2 separate regions of the Homo sapiens genome follow, and region 2 is linked to region 1. A link is a loop called in an ENCODE intact Hi-C map of the cell type or tissue named here. Cell type or tissue: chondrocyte. All regions are shown on one strand. Each heading gives the region's core, and the rest is flanking DNA. Links, peaks and the distances in the headings are about the cores only. Region 1 holds the start of RNPS1 (RNA binding protein with serine rich domain 1). Region 2 holds the start of NTN3 (netrin 3).

Region 1 (8,313 bases), core at 110-8,109:
AGATAAAAGGGTTTAAAGAGTGAACGAATTGGCAAGGCAACAAGTCTACTTTGCAGTCAAAAGCTGAGCACACAAAAAGGCAGCAAGGGAGCACGGTAAGCAATAAGTGTCCACACAGTCAGGAACACATAGGGACAGTCCCCATGTGCTCCTGGAGGCGTCTCTACCCCGCAGAGGAGGCACAGGTACAACTGTCGCCCCAGCGTATCTTTTTCTTAAAAAATGGAGATGGTGGAGACCATCACTGTTATTTTACAGGCTGAACAATTCAGTTTTCACCCACAAGTTTGATGAGCCCCTGCAGTCCTTTCAAAATGCCACAGCACCACATTCACATGCAGAACAGAGAAAAACCTAACTCAAGGGTGGTCTCCAGATAGGATTAGATCTCCTGTTTTATTGCAATTTCCCCTTAGGATACACTGGATGTGACTGGAAGCAAAAATCATTTCAAAAGCGACTGGTACCAGCATCAAAACACTTAATACCCAAAAGCAAGCAGATGAAATGTACCATATGAACATCTAAAAAGCAGTAGAAGAATCATTTTAAAAAGCAGTTATTGCACTGTACTTTAATAATATGCATATTGAGTGCAGGGGAAGACACATGCAAGTCTGCAATTCACTTTTAAAGAAAAAATAAGATTGATGGGTGGCTAGATACACCATACAGCAAATATAGCAGAAACGTAACTTATAGACTATTAACCTCTGATTTTTTTTTTTTTTTTGAGACAGAGTCTTGCTCTGTCACCCAGGCTGGAGTGCAGTGGTGCGATCTTGGCTCACTGCAACCTCCGCCTCCCGGGTTCAAGCATTTCTTCTGCGTCAGCCTCCCGAGTAGCTGGGACTACAGATGCACGCCACCAGGCCTAGCTAATTTTTGTATTTTCAGTAGAGACAGGGTTTCACCATATTGACCAGGCTGGTCTCCAACTCCTGACCTCGTGATCCGCCAACCTCGGCCTCCCAAAGTGCTGGGATTACAGGCGTGAGCCACCAGACCCGGCCCTTAAGTGGTCTTTATGTGAGTATTAACTGTATAACTCGACCTTCCTGTGTTTTTTTTAACATTTTTCAAAAATAAGATGGAGAAAAAAAGTAGGCATTGAAATTGCGTGAGAGACTGCCTGCCATGTAAGAGTTTAGCAAAATGCCTGGACTGCAGAATGTGCTCAAATAACGGTAACAAATTACTCAAAAACAAATTACTAATTAGTTATGGGCCCTATTTTCCAGGGACTTCTGCCTTCAGTATTTCTAGTAAGGCTCTGCACAAGCTGCAGGAGTTGTTAAGTGAAGATCTCAGGAATGGAGTCTCAGCTACTTCTGTCTCACCTTCTCCAAGAGCCAGTTGGTAAGGAGGACACAGCACACCAATGTGGTCCTGGTTTCCCTGTGCAGTGCACGCCAGGGGTGCTTCAAAATGCTGCTGAAAATACGTTCTGACCCAAGAAAGAAAAGCACCTGGCTTTGAACAGTCAAATGAGAGCCAAGGAGGGCCGAACGCCACCTTTGCTGCTCTTGTCCAGGGGTAAAATGTTTTGCTTTAGAACAGTAAGGTTCTGCAGACACCCAGCAGATAGTGCCTCGACACTCTTTGTGTCCTCGGACAATCAGTGAGTATCATTCAGAGTATAATTTAGAGTCTGGAGCCAGAGGGCCTGGGTTTGATTTGAGGTTTTACTGTGTGATTTTAGACAAGTCACTTATCCTTTCTCAAGTTTCTCATCATCAATATGGTGACAATTACAGTTCCAACCTTATAGTTACCCAGGGCATTAATTAAAGACTCGATAAATGTTAGGAGCAAGAGTTGTATCTCCACGTCCGGAGGCTCCTTCCCCCACAGACACTTGTCTCCAAAGTTACACTAATTTCTGAACTCTCAGCTGGGTTCCTGCACCCACCCGCCTTCGAATCACCTGCAGCAGCACTGTCCAATAGAAACCGTGTGAGGAGCCACAAGCATCACCTGAAATTCCTTAGTAGCCACGTCACAAAAATGGGTGAAATTAATTTTTAACGTTTGACACATCCAAAATATTATCTTTCCAACATATAATCAACATAAACATCTAATAAAAGTTTGCTTTTTTCCTAGTCTTCTAAAACTGGTGTGTGTTTTAATATTTCAGTCTTGATTAGCTGTATTTCACATGCTTAGCAGCCACATGTGGCCAATGGCTACTTGGCTGGACAGCACAGACCTAGAGTGGAGGTCACACCCGCAGATTCCAGCCCCACCCCCCCAAGAACTAAGATCTGCCCGAATGTACTTGGTGAAATCAAACACCACCAGTTATTCTTAAGCACTCCAAACACTAAGAACCACTGAGTAAGCGGACGCCTTGCTGGGTGCGGTCGAGTGCTAGAAAGCAAAAGTTGAGGTTCTCTGTTCACCCAAGTTCAGGTACCGGCTCAGGACCTCGGTTACCTCCCCCATCCTCCGGAAAGGTGCGCGTCCAACAGCCAGAGAGAGGAGAGAACAATTAGTTAAATCTCGAGGAGAGGGCGTTTCGGCACAAATCTTCAGAGCACCTTCCCCATTTAAAAGTACATTTCAGGCACAGTTCATGCGGAATCAAGACAAAAAGCCTACTCCACGTTTCTCCTCCAACAAACTTAACCTTCCCGTATCCGCCCCTCTGGGGTAACCCATCAAACTGAGCTCGGCCACCGTGCTCGGTCCATAGTGGGCCGTATCCCCACGGCCTAGCGCCGATAATTGCACACGGGAGTCCGGGAAACGTTCGCGGAGTACACGTTTGAATTAATGACTCCGAAGGGGGGATCGGCCGACCTTCCACCGCATCCCACAAAGAAACTCCGCGCCCGCCGACACCGGCCCGACACGCCGACCTCGCCGCTACCCGTCCGCGTTCACTCACAACTCCCCCGTCCAGGCGCCGGGCCGCGAGCGCTTCCAGGGCAGGGCCTGGCGTTGGGGGCTTGGGTCTCCGGCCCGGCGGGAGGGCCCCAAGGGCGGAGGCCGCGCTCCCCGCTGGTCTGAGTCCCGCGGGCCTGGCTGGGCCACCGCCGAGCGGACGAAGCACAGGCGCCCTTCCGTCCGCAGCGGCCCCGACCACTTCCGGGCCACGGCCTCGACACCTCCCACTCCGCCCGCCCCGGGCCACACTCTTTCTTCTCGGAGCCCGCACCGCGCTGCCAGGCCACCGCCGCACTGCGGGGCTGAGGAGTGGACCGGCTTCACGAGGCGTCCTGCCGGGCCTGCCGGGCAGCCCCCGAAACACGGATGCAGTCGGATTCCGCCCCAACTTACATCTTCCCGCCGCCGCCACCTCCTCCTGCTTTCCTCAGCCGCCGAGGCCGGCGCCGCTCTGACGTCAGAGTCAAGGAGCGGGAAGTCGCCGCCGCCCGGCGCGCAGCGATGACGTAAACGCCTGGCCCAATGGGCGCCAGCGAGGAAGCGTTAAAGAGTCAAGGCAGTTTGTGGGAGTCGCGCTGGGGACGTTCAAGGTGTCTCCTAGCCGGTAAAGTCCCTGGGACTGACCGGGCTGGTTGCACGCTTACTGGAGCGGGCACATGGGTAGCCTGTTGAACCTGGGAGGGCAGCGCGATGACCGAGGCTCGTCCTCCGGCGCGGAGGGTGTTAACGCGCCCGTGCCCCGCCCCTTTCCTTGCGCGGGCGCACTGGGCCCGCCCGGGCAGACTCCGGCCCCTGTCGCCGGCGGTGGAGGCGGGGCTCCGGGCCGGGCTGTGCTGAGGCCGGCGGGGTGGTAGCACAGGAGGGGTTCGCAGGCTCTGCGGCCGTGCGTGGCGGGGCGTGGGGGCCCGCAGGGCGGAAGTAGCTCGGAGAGACGGGCTGGGGCAGGGCGTGCGTTCGTGCGGTCAAAATCCACTGGTGGCGTTTGGGGTGTTCCCGTGGACGCGGCCTCCCGGCAGGCGGACCTCCACCGGGTGGGCGCGGCAGGCGGGCTGTGCGGGCAGGAAGAGCGACGAGCTTGAGAGTGGGAGATGGGGTGCAACGGCGGGCCTCTCCGGGGAGGTGACACTGCCGCTGAGACCCGAATGGAAGGGCGCGCCCGGCGGGGGAACAGCAGGCGCCGAGGTTCGCTGGAAGCAGGGAAGGGAGGCCCGGGTACCGGCTCGCAGGCCCGCGCGAGCTTCGCGGCAGCGGCACGGAGCGTGTGAACGGCGCAGCGCCGAGGCTTCATCCATCGGCCGGTGCAGGGTCCGGGCAGGGAGCACTGTCGACCAGGGTCCGACCCTGGGAGAGTCCAGAGGTGGCGCCTCTGGCAGGGACAGAGGAGGGGGTGACGCTGTAGGGGTGCAGGCAGGAGGCTCCGCGTCAACTCCCCACACTGACGGGGCGGATTTTTTTTTTTTTTTGACAGAGTCTCGCACTGTTGCCCAGGCTGGAGTGCAGCGGCGCGATCTCGGCTCACTGCAACCTCCGCCTCCCGGGTTCAAGCGATTCTCCTGCCTCAGCCTCCCGAGTAGCTGGGATTACAGGCGCACACTACCACACCCGGCTAATTTTTTTTGTATTTTTCTGGTAGAGACAGGGTTTCACTATGTTGGCCAGACTGGTCGAGAACTCCTGACCTCGTGATCCGCTCCTAGGTTCGCCTTGGCCTCCCAAAGTGCTCGCTCCTGGGCGTCCCAAAGTGCTGGGATTACAGGCGTGAGCCACCGCCCCCGGCCGAGGGCGGGTTTTGTTCTCTGCTGTGCCTGTCAGGCAGTCGTTGCCCTGTGGTTATTTGTGGAGGGATTGACGGTGCGCTGAGCTTCAGACTTTGTCTGAACAGCTTCGTGGCAGCAAGGAAGGGAGAAGGGAACAGATCCAAGCCGATCTTTGGGAGGAGAGAACCAGCATGACTTGGAGACTTTAGATGTCAGAGCAAAGGACAGGGTGCAGCTTGGTGACCCGGAGTGGGTGGGTGGGTGAATGGATGGATAGATAGTGGGGATGTGGTCTGCCATCACTGCCCTCTTCCCTGTGTGGGAAGCCAGCTCTTGGTGACTTCCTGCCGAGACCCACTCCCTCTGGCCCTGTCCGAGGGTGTCAAGTGTGCCCTTGACCCTTCACCCTGGGCTAAGGGATGTCCAAGGAGTTGGGGACAAAGGCAGCTAGGAGGAGGAGCTACCTCCCGAGTCTGCTGCAGTAAGTCACCAGTGTGTTCCTGTGGGTGGAGGCTGGCAGGCCCATCAGTCTGGTTTGGGTACCCGTTGGATTTGGGTTTGATGACATGTAAAGTGAGTTAGAGTCTCTGCATTACTGTCACACCTGCTGTGCCCAGGCATGGAAGATTAAGTGGAACAGAGGGGCCGCCCCCCTGCTGAAGGGGCCCCAGAGTCGGCGCTAGGGGAGGGGGCAGCCTCGGTGGTCCAGGCAGGCATAGGCGGAATTCTCTGAGGTGGCATTGGAGTCCAGTGGTCAGAGGTGCTAAAAGGCCCCAAACCTAGAGCCCATGCCCAGGGCCCCACTGACACCTGGTGGGCAGGGGCAGCCTGGTGACCCCACATGACATGGGTGGGCGTGACGCAGCACCAGCTGGGCCGACAGCCCTCCCCCTGCTGGTTTTTAATGCTCTGCAGTAATGTCATTTGGCCTGCGAATAAGCTTTCACACATTTTATATTAAATCTACAAGTATGATTTATTCAGGCACTTACGAATTTAATCAAATTTGTTTCTAAATATTACTGATTTTTGTTATCAAATGTGCCATCAGCTGTTGAGCTTTGAGAATTGAGCATCCTGGCTTTTGCCATTTTGAGGATCAGCAGAAGCATGTCTGGAAGAAATGTGAGAAAATAAAACTCAGGAGCCTACCCCCACCCTGCCCTTCCAGGAGCTCAGCCCCAGAGCCAGGCTGCTAAGGCCATGGAGGCTGAGGGCAGTGGAGCTGGGGTTTCTGGAGCCTCAGGGGCCCTGGTTTGCTGGAAGGGCAGGCAGGGCTTCATGGAGGGCATTAGGCAGTGGCCAGAGCCCTGCAGTGCTGGGCATGGGCTTCTCGTGGGCTCTGGCCACGGCCCTGAGCTCCTCCCCTTACCTTCCCAGAGCGGAGGGTCACCTGCTGAGCTGGGCACGGGCTTCTCGTGGGCTCTGGCCACGGCCCTGAGCTCCTCCCCTTGCCTTCCCAGAGCGGAGGGTCACCTGCTGACAGTTTGGGGCGGCTCTGTCTTTGAGAGCATGCCCTCATGAAGGCAGAATGTCCTCCCTGCCTCCATCCTCTGTGGCCCGGTGGCTCCTGCAGTGCCTGCCCTCAGAGGCTGGTGGCCTGGGACACAGGGATGAGGATGGGCTTGGTGGTGCTGCAGGTCACAGTGGGTCATGAAGGAGCTTTGGGGGTGTTGCATTCTCTGGTAAAGCACAGCAAGGGAGCCCTTTTACCCACTACTAAAACCTGGCTCTGCACTGAGGCCATGCGCAGCCCAGTCAGGTGGACGAGGGGGTAACGACTGGACCGTGGGGAGGCATCAGAGGAGGAGCTGCTGAGAGGCGGGTCACCACAGCCTGGTGCCTGTCTGGAGAGGGTGGGGCTGGGGGAGGTGCTGGCCAGGTCCATGGGGGTGGCCAGGCTGGGTCTGAAAGGGCCTTGCGCTGGTGTGGGGTGAGCTTGGTCTGTTGGGAGAGTATGCAGTTCATTGGGGCCTCCCTGGCTCCAGGTTTGCATGTCTGAGGAGTGGGTATCATCAGGGCCTGGGGCCTCTCCAGTGGGCATGTCTGAACTCTCCCAGGGTTGGGAGCCTGTGCTCATCACAAGCTCAAAGCACTCCATTTCTGCTACCATGAAGTCAAGGATGGTGACTGTGAGCCGCCTGGGACCTGAGCTGCCTGGGACTGTGACTGAGGCACCCGGGGTGCCTCTTAGGGCCTTGGGTTTGGGCCCATGGCTAGATGAGCCTTGGTGATTCTGTGGTATTGCCTGGGCCAGGTGGACCCAGGGGCAGCTGCGGCTAGTCCATTTGGAGCTCCTTCAAGCCGAAGCATCCAACACCAGTGTCTGTGAGGTGTGGGCCCGGCCCCAGGAGCGGGGCCTGGGCAGCCCCGTGTGTTGAGGAAGGAAGGCAGGGCCCCCGCTCCCCGGGCCTGACCCCACTGCTTCAGCCCCCTCCTGCCTGCCTACAGCCTGGCCTCGAGGGCCCATCAGGTGAGGGGACCCCACCTGCACCACCCCGTCCTACCTCCTGGAGGAGGCCTTGCCCCTGACAGGCAGCCTCCAGCCCTCCCACCCTGATCCCTGTGTGGGATGGCCAGAGCATGCCCAGCATGCTGGGGTTCGGCGGTGGGGGGCATCTGGAGGGAGGGACATGTCAGTTCGGGGAGGGATGAGCAGCCTAAGTGACTGCAGTGCTGGGCCATCTCCTGCATGGTGGAGCTCCCCTCGAGCCGCCTGTCTGCAGGGGGCTCTGGCCAGTAGTGCAGCCGGGCAGGGTCTGTACGGCACAGGCTGCACCAGCCTCCATGCAGACCAGTCTGTGTGGGAGTGGGGGTCTCAGAGGGCCCAGCCGGCCTATGCCATGAGCATGGTGCTGGCCCAGAGGGGGAGCTGAACAGCAGCTGGGTCGGTGCGTTACCTGGTGGGGCAGCAGACAGCAGCTGCCCTGGCTGGGGTTCAAGCCCCGGGCTGGCCTGGTGGAATCCCCTCTCCGTCACCCCCAGGTTCTGTTCTTGCAGGTGTCAGGCCTGGGGCCTTGAGACAGACCTGCAGTCTCCACCACAGCCACAGTGGGTGGGGTCTGGGTCCTCACGGAGGTGATCCTCCACCCCCACACCTACCTTGTGCATGGCAGTGGTGTCTCCTGGAGCTGGTGAGACCCCACCTCACTCAGGAAACCCCCCAGACGCCCCCAGGCAGAAGTGGCCATACTCCAGGGCCTGCATCCCTGTGCCCCACAGTGCGCCCTGGCCGGTTGGTTGTAGGAACTCAGAAAAGCAAAGCAAACAGGATGGTTCCCTGCTGGACACATTACATTCCCTGCTGGACACATTTCTATTGCAGATCTTTAGTCCAGGATTCCAGGGTAGCCAAGGTCACCTGAGTCCTGGGGACTCTGGGCCTGGTCTCTGAAAGCAGCCAGTAAGACAGAGATGGGAAACCCAGCAAGATGGAGTGAGCCAAGGGCACAGTTGGGTCCAGGCGCAGCAGGGAGCTGCCTGGGGGTGACACACACTTGACGGAGGCCACTGCACACACCCTACCCCGGCCTGAACTTGAGCACTTCCTTTTTTTTTTTTTTTTTAGATGGAGTCTCACTGTAGTCCAGATGGAGTGCAATGGCGTGATCTCGGCTCACTGCAAGCTCCGCCTCCCCGGTTCACGCCATTCTCTTGCCTCAGC
Region 2 (8,313 bases), core at 68-8,067, 210 kb after region 1:
GACCAGAGCTGTTCCTGGACCCTCTTTGGTGGTGTCGCTCCCAGGCACAGCTACCCCATCCCCAGCTAGTCCCCAGGCCACCCAGCTGGGCTTCTGCCTCAGTTTCCCTGCCCAAACGTGCTGTGACGTAGGGCAGTGGGCTCCGGGTTGCGACCAGCCCCTTCCCATGATTAAACCCTACTCCCTGCCCCTGCAGAGGGGTCCTCAACAGCTAACCAAGCCCCCGAACCCCAAGAAGCCACCCCATCCCACCCTCCAGCTTCCATGTCCTCCCTGCCAGCTGGGCCCGTGGCAGAGGTGCCCCTAGAAACTTGCAGACCCAGGGAGCTTTGGGATCAGAATCTGGCCTGGTGCAGGGGATGCTGGCCTCATGTCTTAGCCCAGCTCAGGCCCATGGGGGTGCCCCCCTTCCTCAACATGGGCAGGAGACACTCCAATTTGTGCAGCTCTCGACTTGGGCCTGATGCCACTTGAGACTCATCAAATCCAACAGCTTCAGAGCGCGTGCTGAGTAACAGGCATCTGGCAGGTGAGGAAACAGGAGCCCAAGACATGCAGCCAGAAATGGGGCAGTTGGATTCAAAATTAGACCTGACCGAATCCTGGGTTCCTTCTACTCGAGTAGATGCTGCTTTGGGGATGACCCTTCAACTGGTGGTTACTTGGCTTCCCTACCTGGGGAACATCCAGGGCCTCTGCTGTCAGACCCGGGGCCTTGCCTGCCTGATGGTCTTCAGGGAGGAGGCGACCCAGACCCCCGTCCAGCACGTGGCACAGCCCCAGGAGCAGTAAAGACCTGGCTGTGGGCCCAGGACCCTGCTGGGTGGTCCCCCACGGGCTGCGAAGGCTGAGCTGCCCCCCTCCAGACCCCTCCCGCCAGCGCATTCCTGGCTCCCCGGCCCCTCCCCTGGCTCCCGGGCCTCCCAGCCCCCTTCCCCGCTGGCCCAGCCCGCGTCTGAATCTGCTTCTGATTCCAGCTCTGCGATGAGGCCCCCTCCCCTCCCCTGCCTCCTTCCCGACCCGAGCAGCCCCGCCCCCGGCTGGGCCCGGGCTTGCGCCTGCTGCGCCCCCCACCCCCTCCTGGCACAGCTCGTCCGCCCTCGCTGCAGCCGGGAGGAGGCGGCGGCCCGTGCACCGCAGGCCCCGCCCGCCCACGGCCCTTCCCGGGAGGCCGGGAGACCTGCTCCGCCCGGCCCTCGGTGGGTGAGTGCGAGCGGCGGGTGGGGCCTCCGCGGGCGGAGGCACCGGGAGCGGGGGCGACGCCTGTCATCGCTCTAGGCCCAGCGGGAGGACGCGCCAACATCCCCGCTGCTGTGCTGGGCCCGGGGCGTGCCCGCCGCTGCTCCCACCTCTGGGCCGGGCTGGGGCCGCCCGGGGGCCCTGTTCCTCGGCATTGCGGGCCTGGTGGGCAGAGCCGCGGAGAGGGCTTCTTTTCCCCAAGGGCAGCGTCTTGGGGCCCGGCCACTGGCTGACCCGCAGCGGCTCCGGCCATGCCTGGCTGGCCCTGGGGGCTGCTGCTGACGGCAGGCACGCTCTTCGCCGCCCTGAGTCCTGGGCCGCCGGCGCCCGCCGACCCCTGCCACGATGAGGGGGGTGCGCCCCGCGGCTGCGTGCCAGGACTGGTGAACGCCGCCCTGGGCCGCGAGGTGCTGGCTTCCAGCACGTGCGGGCGGCCGGCCACTCGGGCCTGCGACGCCTCCGACCCGCGACGGGCACACTCCCCCGCCCTCCTTACTTCCCCAGGGGGCACGGCCAGCCCTCTGTGCTGGCGCTCGGAGTCCCTGCCTCGGGCGCCCCTCAACGTGACTCTCACGGTGCCCCTGGGCAAGGCTTTTGAGCTGGTCTTCGTGAGCCTGCGCTTCTGCTCAGCTCCCCCAGCCTCCGTGGCCCTGCTCAAGTCTCAGGACCATGGCCGCAGCTGGGCCCCGCTGGGCTTCTTCTCCTCCCACTGTGACCTGGACTATGGCCGTCTGCCTGCCCCTGCCAATGGCCCAGCTGGCCCAGGGCCTGAGGCCCTGTGCTTCCCCGCACCCCTGGCCCAGCCTGATGGCAGCGGCCTTCTGGCCTTCAGCATGCAGGACAGCAGCCCCCCAGGCCTGGACCTGGACAGCAGCCCAGTGCTCCAAGACTGGGTGACCGCCACCGACGTCCGTGTAGTGCTCACAAGGCCTAGCACGGCAGGTGACCCCAGGGACATGGAGGCCGTCGTCCCTTACTCCTACGCAGCCACCGACCTCCAGGTGGGCGGGCGCTGCAAGTGCAATGGACATGCCTCACGGTGCCTGCTGGACACACAGGGCCACCTGATCTGCGACTGTCGGCATGGCACCGAGGGCCCTGACTGCGGCCGCTGCAAGCCCTTCTACTGCGACAGGCCATGGCAGCGGGCCACTGCCCGGGAATCCCACGCCTGCCTCGGTGAGGCCTTGGAGGGTGGCCTGGGGACCTTGGACACAACCAGCCTGCCCCTGACCCATCCCTCCCTGCAGCTTGCTCCTGCAACGGCCATGCCCGCCGCTGCCGCTTCAACATGGAGCTGTACCGACTGTCCGGCCGCCGCAGCGGGGGTGTCTGTCTCAACTGCCGGCACAACACCGCCGGCCGCCACTGCCACTACTGCCGGGAGGGCTTCTATCGAGACCCTGGCCGTGCCCTGAGTGACCGTCGGGCTTGCAGGGGTGAGCCACCACCGGCCACCTGCAGGCCCTCACCCTCTGACTTCCCAGATCCCCAGACAGGCTTCTGACCAGGCCCTTCCCACCTCTGTCCTCAGCCTGCGACTGTCACCCGGTTGGTGCTGCTGGCAAGACCTGCAACCAGACCACAGGCCAGTGTCCCTGCAAGGATGGCGTCACTGGCCTCACCTGCAACCGCTGCGCGCCTGGCTTCCAGCAAAGCCGCTCCCCAGTGGCGCCCTGTGTTAGTGAGTGACCCTGCCCCGCCTCAGCCACCAAGCCAAGGCCACCCCAGCTCCCTGCTGTTGTCCCGTCTATTCCCCGAGCCCTGCAGATCTCTCTGCCCCTCCATCGCAGGCCATTCTCCCTCCCTCTCTGCAGAGACCCCTATCCCTGGACCCACTGAGGACAGCAGCCCTGTGCAGCCCCAGGGTGAGTGGACACAGGACAGGGCCCCAGACTGGCATGACTTTGGGGGAGGGGGCTCTGGGAGGAGAGGGTGGGGAAAGGGAGTCTGTGCCAGCCTCCCACCTTCTACCCAGACTGTGACTCGCACTGCAAACCTGCCCGTGGCAGCTACCGCATCAGCCTAAAGAAGTTCTGCAAGAAGGACTATGGTAGGTGCCCTCAGGCCTCCCGCGGACCTTCCCACCTTCCTCCTCTCCCTACCTTCCCTCCTCCGCCAGCTTCCCCTTGGAACGCCTTGACCCTTGCTGGGCCCCAAGGCCCATCCTCATCCCTCAGGTCCTCCACGGGCAGCGACCCCGCCCCTTCAGCCCCCACTGCCCTCCTGGTGTCCTCCCCGTGCCTCCCCCTACCGCGGGCAGGCCGCCCCTTCCTGACCCCGCCCCCTCTCGCTCTCCCCGCAGCGGTGCAGGTGGCGGTGGGTGCGCGCGGCGAGGCGCGCGGCGCGTGGACACGCTTCCCGGTGGCGGTGCTCGCCGTGTTCCGGAGCGGAGAGGAGCGCGCGCGGCGCGGGAGTAGCGCGCTGTGGGTGCCCGCCGGGGATGCGGCCTGCGGCTGCCCGCGCCTGCTCCCCGGCCGCCGCTACCTCCTGCTGGGGGGCGGGCCTGGAGCCGCGGCTGGGGGCGCGGGGGGCCGGGGGCCCGGGCTCATCGCCGCCCGCGGAAGCCTCGTGCTACCCTGGAGGGACGCGTGGACGCGGCGCCTGCGGAGGCTGCAGCGACGCGAACGGCGGGGGCGCTGCAGCGCCGCCTGAGCCCGCCGGCTGGGCAGGGCGGCCGCTGCTCCCACATCTAGGCGCACGTTCACCCTGTGCCTTCGCCTGCCAAGGAGTCCTTGCTCGCGTCGCGCGTGTCGCCACCTGGGCCGCCGCCCCGTCCCCGCCGGCAGCTCCCTCGGTACCTCCCGTCTGGCCCTGGGGGGATGTGACCGGCGCAGCGACAGCCCGCCCCGCACAGAGGCAGATGATATGGCACACCCGGAGGACCCCATGGTCTCCCGCCCTCTGGCTGTCGGCCCTGTCCCAGGGGCACTGGGATACCCGGAAGGCTGTGAATCCTTCGTGATGCCGGGCCCTCTCGGGGATCTCAGATCATCCCCGGGGCCGCTGTGATGCACCCCCACCTGTGCGGCGACCCGCCAGGGAGCGCACTGACCTCCCCAAAGACTGTGGCCACCGCAGGCGCCTTGGACCCCCATGGGGGGACAGGGCGTCCCCTGCCTCCTGCAGCCCCACGAGGGCGGCGGCCTTGGCCCCTGCGGGCTGGGCGTCCGCGTCCGGGCGCCCCGCGGCGTCTGCTGCCGGGTCCCGTAACTTTCTTGGCCGCCTGTGTCCCCGTCTGCCGGCTCCGTCCGGCCGTCCCTCTCTCTGCCGCGTCTCTGACCCTCGGCGCCACAGCTCCTCAGCTCAGGGCCCGTCCCAGAACCTCCTTCCAGCCCTTCTCCCCCGACTCGGGAAGGGACGTCGTGCCCACGCGGTTCCGGATCCACGCGTGACCCGGCCGGACCGCGACTCCGACAGGCGGCTGTCCGGGCCCCCGATGCCCTCGGCAGGGCCGTGCCACCCCCCGCCCCCCTTGGCTTGTCCCCCCGGGACCGCACTGCCGTTGCCTCCTCTCCGCACGGGACCGGTTCCCGGCCGGCCCCAGCTTCCGCCGCTGCGGCCGCCGACCGTCAGCGCGCATGCCCAGAGCCGGGCAGGCCGGAGCCCCGCGGGCTCTCCGGGGTGGGCACAGGGCGACAGCTCGGCGGGGGCGGGGCCGAGCACGCGCGTGCGCAGAAAGGCCGGCGCGGCAGGCTGAGGAGAAAGCGGCGCGCGGAGGTGGGTGCGCTCGGGGCGTGCGGGGGGCGCGCGGCGGGGTGGCGGGTGGCGGGGCCGGGTCCCCGCTGTCACCGCGGTCGGCGCGTGCTGGGGGCGGGAGCGTGGGGGCCGGGCTGCGGGCCCCATTCGAGGCGGGGATCCCCGGCCACGCGCGGGTTGGGGGCTCCAGAGCCCGGCACCGCCCGGCGCTGCAGCTGCGGCTTGGCCTACGGGAGGGGGCGCAGGAGCGGGACCCCCTGGGCGCGAGGCCCGATCCCCGCCCGGTCGCTGGCCCGCGGCCCGGCCCAGGGCATGGTGTCGTCTGGAAGAGTGACTGTGTCACTGTTTCCTTGGGGCGCTTTCCGTCTCCGCAGGGTCGGAAATCCTCTTGGGGGCTCGGTGAGATTGCAACAGATTCTGATACGCCCTGCCCTGTGGACCTGCAGCGGCCCCGGGCCCCGCCCCGCCCCGCCCAGGGATGACACACGCCCCCACCGACCACCCGCTTGGGGGTCCGCCAGCCCCCGGCCCTGTCCAGTGGGGGGCCCCTCTGGGTGCGCCGTGCCAGGCGGCCGCTGTCCTTCGGGCCCTGGGAGGTGGAAGCCAGGGACTCCCAGCCCTGAGCCAGCACAGCGGAGGGGAGAGCCGGCCCCACCTGGGCTGGGCTGCACCTGTTCCCGCCCCCTCCAGGCGGGAGTCCCCGCGGCCTGGCCACAGGCCTTCTTTGATGGCCGTGCCCCGCAGGGAAACGCGCTGTGGCCCCCGGGTTACTGCTTGCGGGGGTGATATTAAAGGTCAAAGGTTGTCTAAAAGCCACCTGGGTGGTGTGGAGGTGCAGGTGGGCTGTTAGGTTGGTGGCTGTGGTTGTGAAGCCGATGTCACTGTCTTTACCCAGCAGCTTATTCCAGAAAGGGGGCGTCAGCCTGCCCTTCCAGTGCCGATAGAAGCACTAGCGGGTGATTTTTCCCTGTTTTGCTGTGTTTGCTCTGGAGTCACCAGGTGACTTCCAGGCAGTGTGCAGAAGGAACCGTCCCATTATTTGGCACGTGGGCCGTTTCCTCCACCCGAGGTCCAGGGCTCCGTCTTCACAGTCTGTCCTCAGCACACAGTAGGCACCTGTAGATGGCACACGTGGCGTTTCCTCCGCCCGAGGGCCAGGGCTCTGTCTTCAGCACACAGTAGGCACCTGTAAATGTTTGCTCAGTTGCGGCGAAGACAAGCAGTCAGGTTCTTTTCATTTTAAGGAACACACACTGGGAAAAAAAACCAATCCAGATTAGAGAAGATCAGAAAATCTTACGAAGATTTTACAGTTACTGTTCCTAGCCTGTGGCGTGACCCCTGCGTGCACCGCCTTTTATTCTGAGGGTTGATCCTCATCTAATCTGAACACTCAGATAGAGGCTTTACATGGAGGACTTATTGGGGAGTGCTTGCTCTACTTAGAAGCCTGTCTTTCCCTGTGAAGAGGGCGGGAGCCACGCTGTTCATCTTTGCTTCCCCACAGCCTGGCCAGGGCCGGACCAGAGGTTTTCTCTACATGATGGTTGAAGTGGATCAAGGTCCTTTTGTCGGAGTGATAGATGTCAACTATTGCAGTGGCTTTCCACTGGGTTGAGGGTGACCTTCCGAGATGCAGAAGTAATCTAGGCAAGGTTTTCATAACAACAATAAATTTGGCCACCCAGGGTCTGTGAAGTCACCTGTAGGGTAGCCTTACTAGCTCTCGCTGACCACACCTGCCAGGAGTGTCCAGCAGGCTCGAGTGACCTTGGGCATGCAGTGTTGCTCTTAATTATCTACAGATTGAGCCAAGCTCAGAAAACATATTAAATGTTTGCCTTTAGATGGTTTCTGGTTTAAAGTACATAAGGACAATGAAGCAGGTTACAAAAAAAGCACTTAACATTTACCCTGTTCAATGTTTTACCTGTCTGAGCATACCTTTTCTGTTATGACAACTCTGTAAATGGAAGAAAGAAGTCCTTTTCAACTCAAAGCAGCAATTTCAGTGGCTGTTTCAAACATTGCCTTTCAATTGGAGATAAAATCAAAGAAACAAAACCTCAGGCTTTTTACTGAGGACCAACTTGAATTCATTATTCAATGATTTTCTGTATCCTTTCAACATGTGTTTGTTAAGCGAGGTGCGGTGGCTCACGCCTGCAATCCCAACACTTTGGGAGGCTGAGGTGGAAGGATCGCATGAGCCCAGGAGTTCAAGACCACCTTGGGCAACATAGGGAGGTCTCGTCTCTATAAAAAATTAGCCAAGTATGGTGGCATGTGCCTGTGGTCCCAGCTACTTGGGAAGCTGAGGCAGAAGGATCACTTGAGCCTGGGAGCTCAAGACTGCAGTGAGCTGTGATTGTGCCACTGCACTCAAGCCAGGGCAACAGAGTGAGACCCTGTCTCTGAAAAACAAAACAATAAAAATGCATTTATTGAATTCACACTTCATAGGAGGCACCATGCCGTGTGTTCTGTGGATTTGGTGTTAAGACTTGGTCTCTGCCCTTGAGCTTATAGTGCAGTGAGGAGACAGGAGAATAAACACATGGTAGAAGCTCCCACAGAGGTGGACAGAGCCTTCTGTGGGCGCAAAGGCGTGGCATCCAGCTGGATTGTGGTGGGGGTGGGGCTCTGAGATGGACTTGAGCTTCATTTTGAAGGATGATCAGGACCGGCAAGAACAAGTGAGGGAAAGTGCCTTCCCCCGAAGGGACAGTGGATATAAAGTGACAGGCGTGGTTCCTGCCCACCAGCTCTTGGGAGAAGGGCAGTGGTGGCCCCAGGGTAGATGGGGTGAAGTGAGTGAGCTAGGCTGACAGCAGACTGGGAAAAGCCTTGAGTTCCACCTGGGAGTTTGAATTCACCCTGAGTGGCATGAAGCCTCTGAAGATCTTGGGTTTGTGAGTGACTTGATCAGAGGTGGCCAGGGAGGTGAAGAGGCCAAGGCCGGTTGAGGGACTGTCATGGCACACCCAGAGAGACATCAGCACAGAAAAGAGCAAGACTCAGCCAGGCCCGGGGGCTCACACCTGCAAGCCCAGCATTTTGGGAGGCCAAAGCGGGAGGAACACTTGAGCCCAGGAGTTGCAGGCTGCAGTGAGCTATGATTGTTCCACTGCACTCCACCCTGGTCAACTCTGTTTCAGAAGAAAAAAGAGAGCAAGACTCTGAGACAAGTGGTTGCAGGATGGGAAGAGCCAGGGAGGAAGGAGGGGATGTTCCAGTATTGAGCAGCGGGCAGTGCCACACCCCATGCAGAGTGTGGAGGGAGGGGGCGGGCTGGCACCGTGTGGAGATGGCGATGAGGTTACTGCGAGACTGGGCAGTAAGCATATGTGTTTTGGCCTGGAGCCAAGGAGAGTG

The links. Hi-C counts contacts between places; a loop is a spot of excess contacts. Peaks named below come from ENCODE experiments on the same cell type or tissue, not always from the same donor. Only the 100,000 strongest peaks of a DNase experiment are listed, where the experiment ranks them.
Region 2: it touches region 1 in a loop (2.1-fold over the local background); 4 of 110 quality-filtered maps call a loop at or near these places.

Annotation. Positions count from the first base shown.
Region 1 is chr16:2,264,770-2,273,082 of GRCh38, forward strand. RNPS1 (RNA binding protein with serine rich domain 1) reads right to left here and starts at 3,357. Exons shown (of 8, transcript NM_080594.4): 1 at 3,286-3,357. MIR3677HG (MIR3677 and MIR940 host gene) reads left to right here and starts at 3,894. Exons shown (of 3, transcript NR_132988.1): 1 at 3,894-4,074; 2 at 6,907-7,122; 3 at 8,218-8,303. It overlaps MIR3677 (microRNA 3677), which reads left to right and starts at 5,944; the gene lies at 5,944-6,003. It overlaps MIR940 (microRNA 940), which reads left to right and starts at 6,978; the gene lies at 6,978-7,071. RefSeq lists an enhancer at 3,165-3,424 and a silencer at 3,555-4,004. In chondrocyte, for the core only: no CTCF peak of the experiment used is centred there; DNase peaks (open chromatin) are centred at 3,372, 3,762, 3,782, 7,502 and 3 weaker places.
Region 2 is chr16:2,470,212-2,478,524 of GRCh38, forward strand. NTN3 (netrin 3) reads left to right here and starts at 1,086. Exons shown (of 6, transcript NM_006181.3): 1 at 1,086-2,418; 2 at 2,490-2,678; 3 at 2,774-2,923; 4 at 3,057-3,107; 5 at 3,218-3,292; 6 at 3,545-3,934. The coding sequence starts at 1,491. The coding sequence ends at 3,894. TBC1D24 (TBC1 domain family member 24) reads left to right here and starts at 4,916. Exons shown (of 8, transcript NM_001199107.2): 1 at 4,916-4,959. RefSeq lists silencers at 1,224-1,363, 3,518-3,667, 3,738-3,797, 3,858-4,127, 4,528-5,017 and 1 more. In chondrocyte, for the core only: CTCF peaks have their summits at 3,896, 4,098 and 4,299; DNase peaks (open chromatin) are centred at 1,880, 2,910, 3,275, 4,240 and 5 weaker places.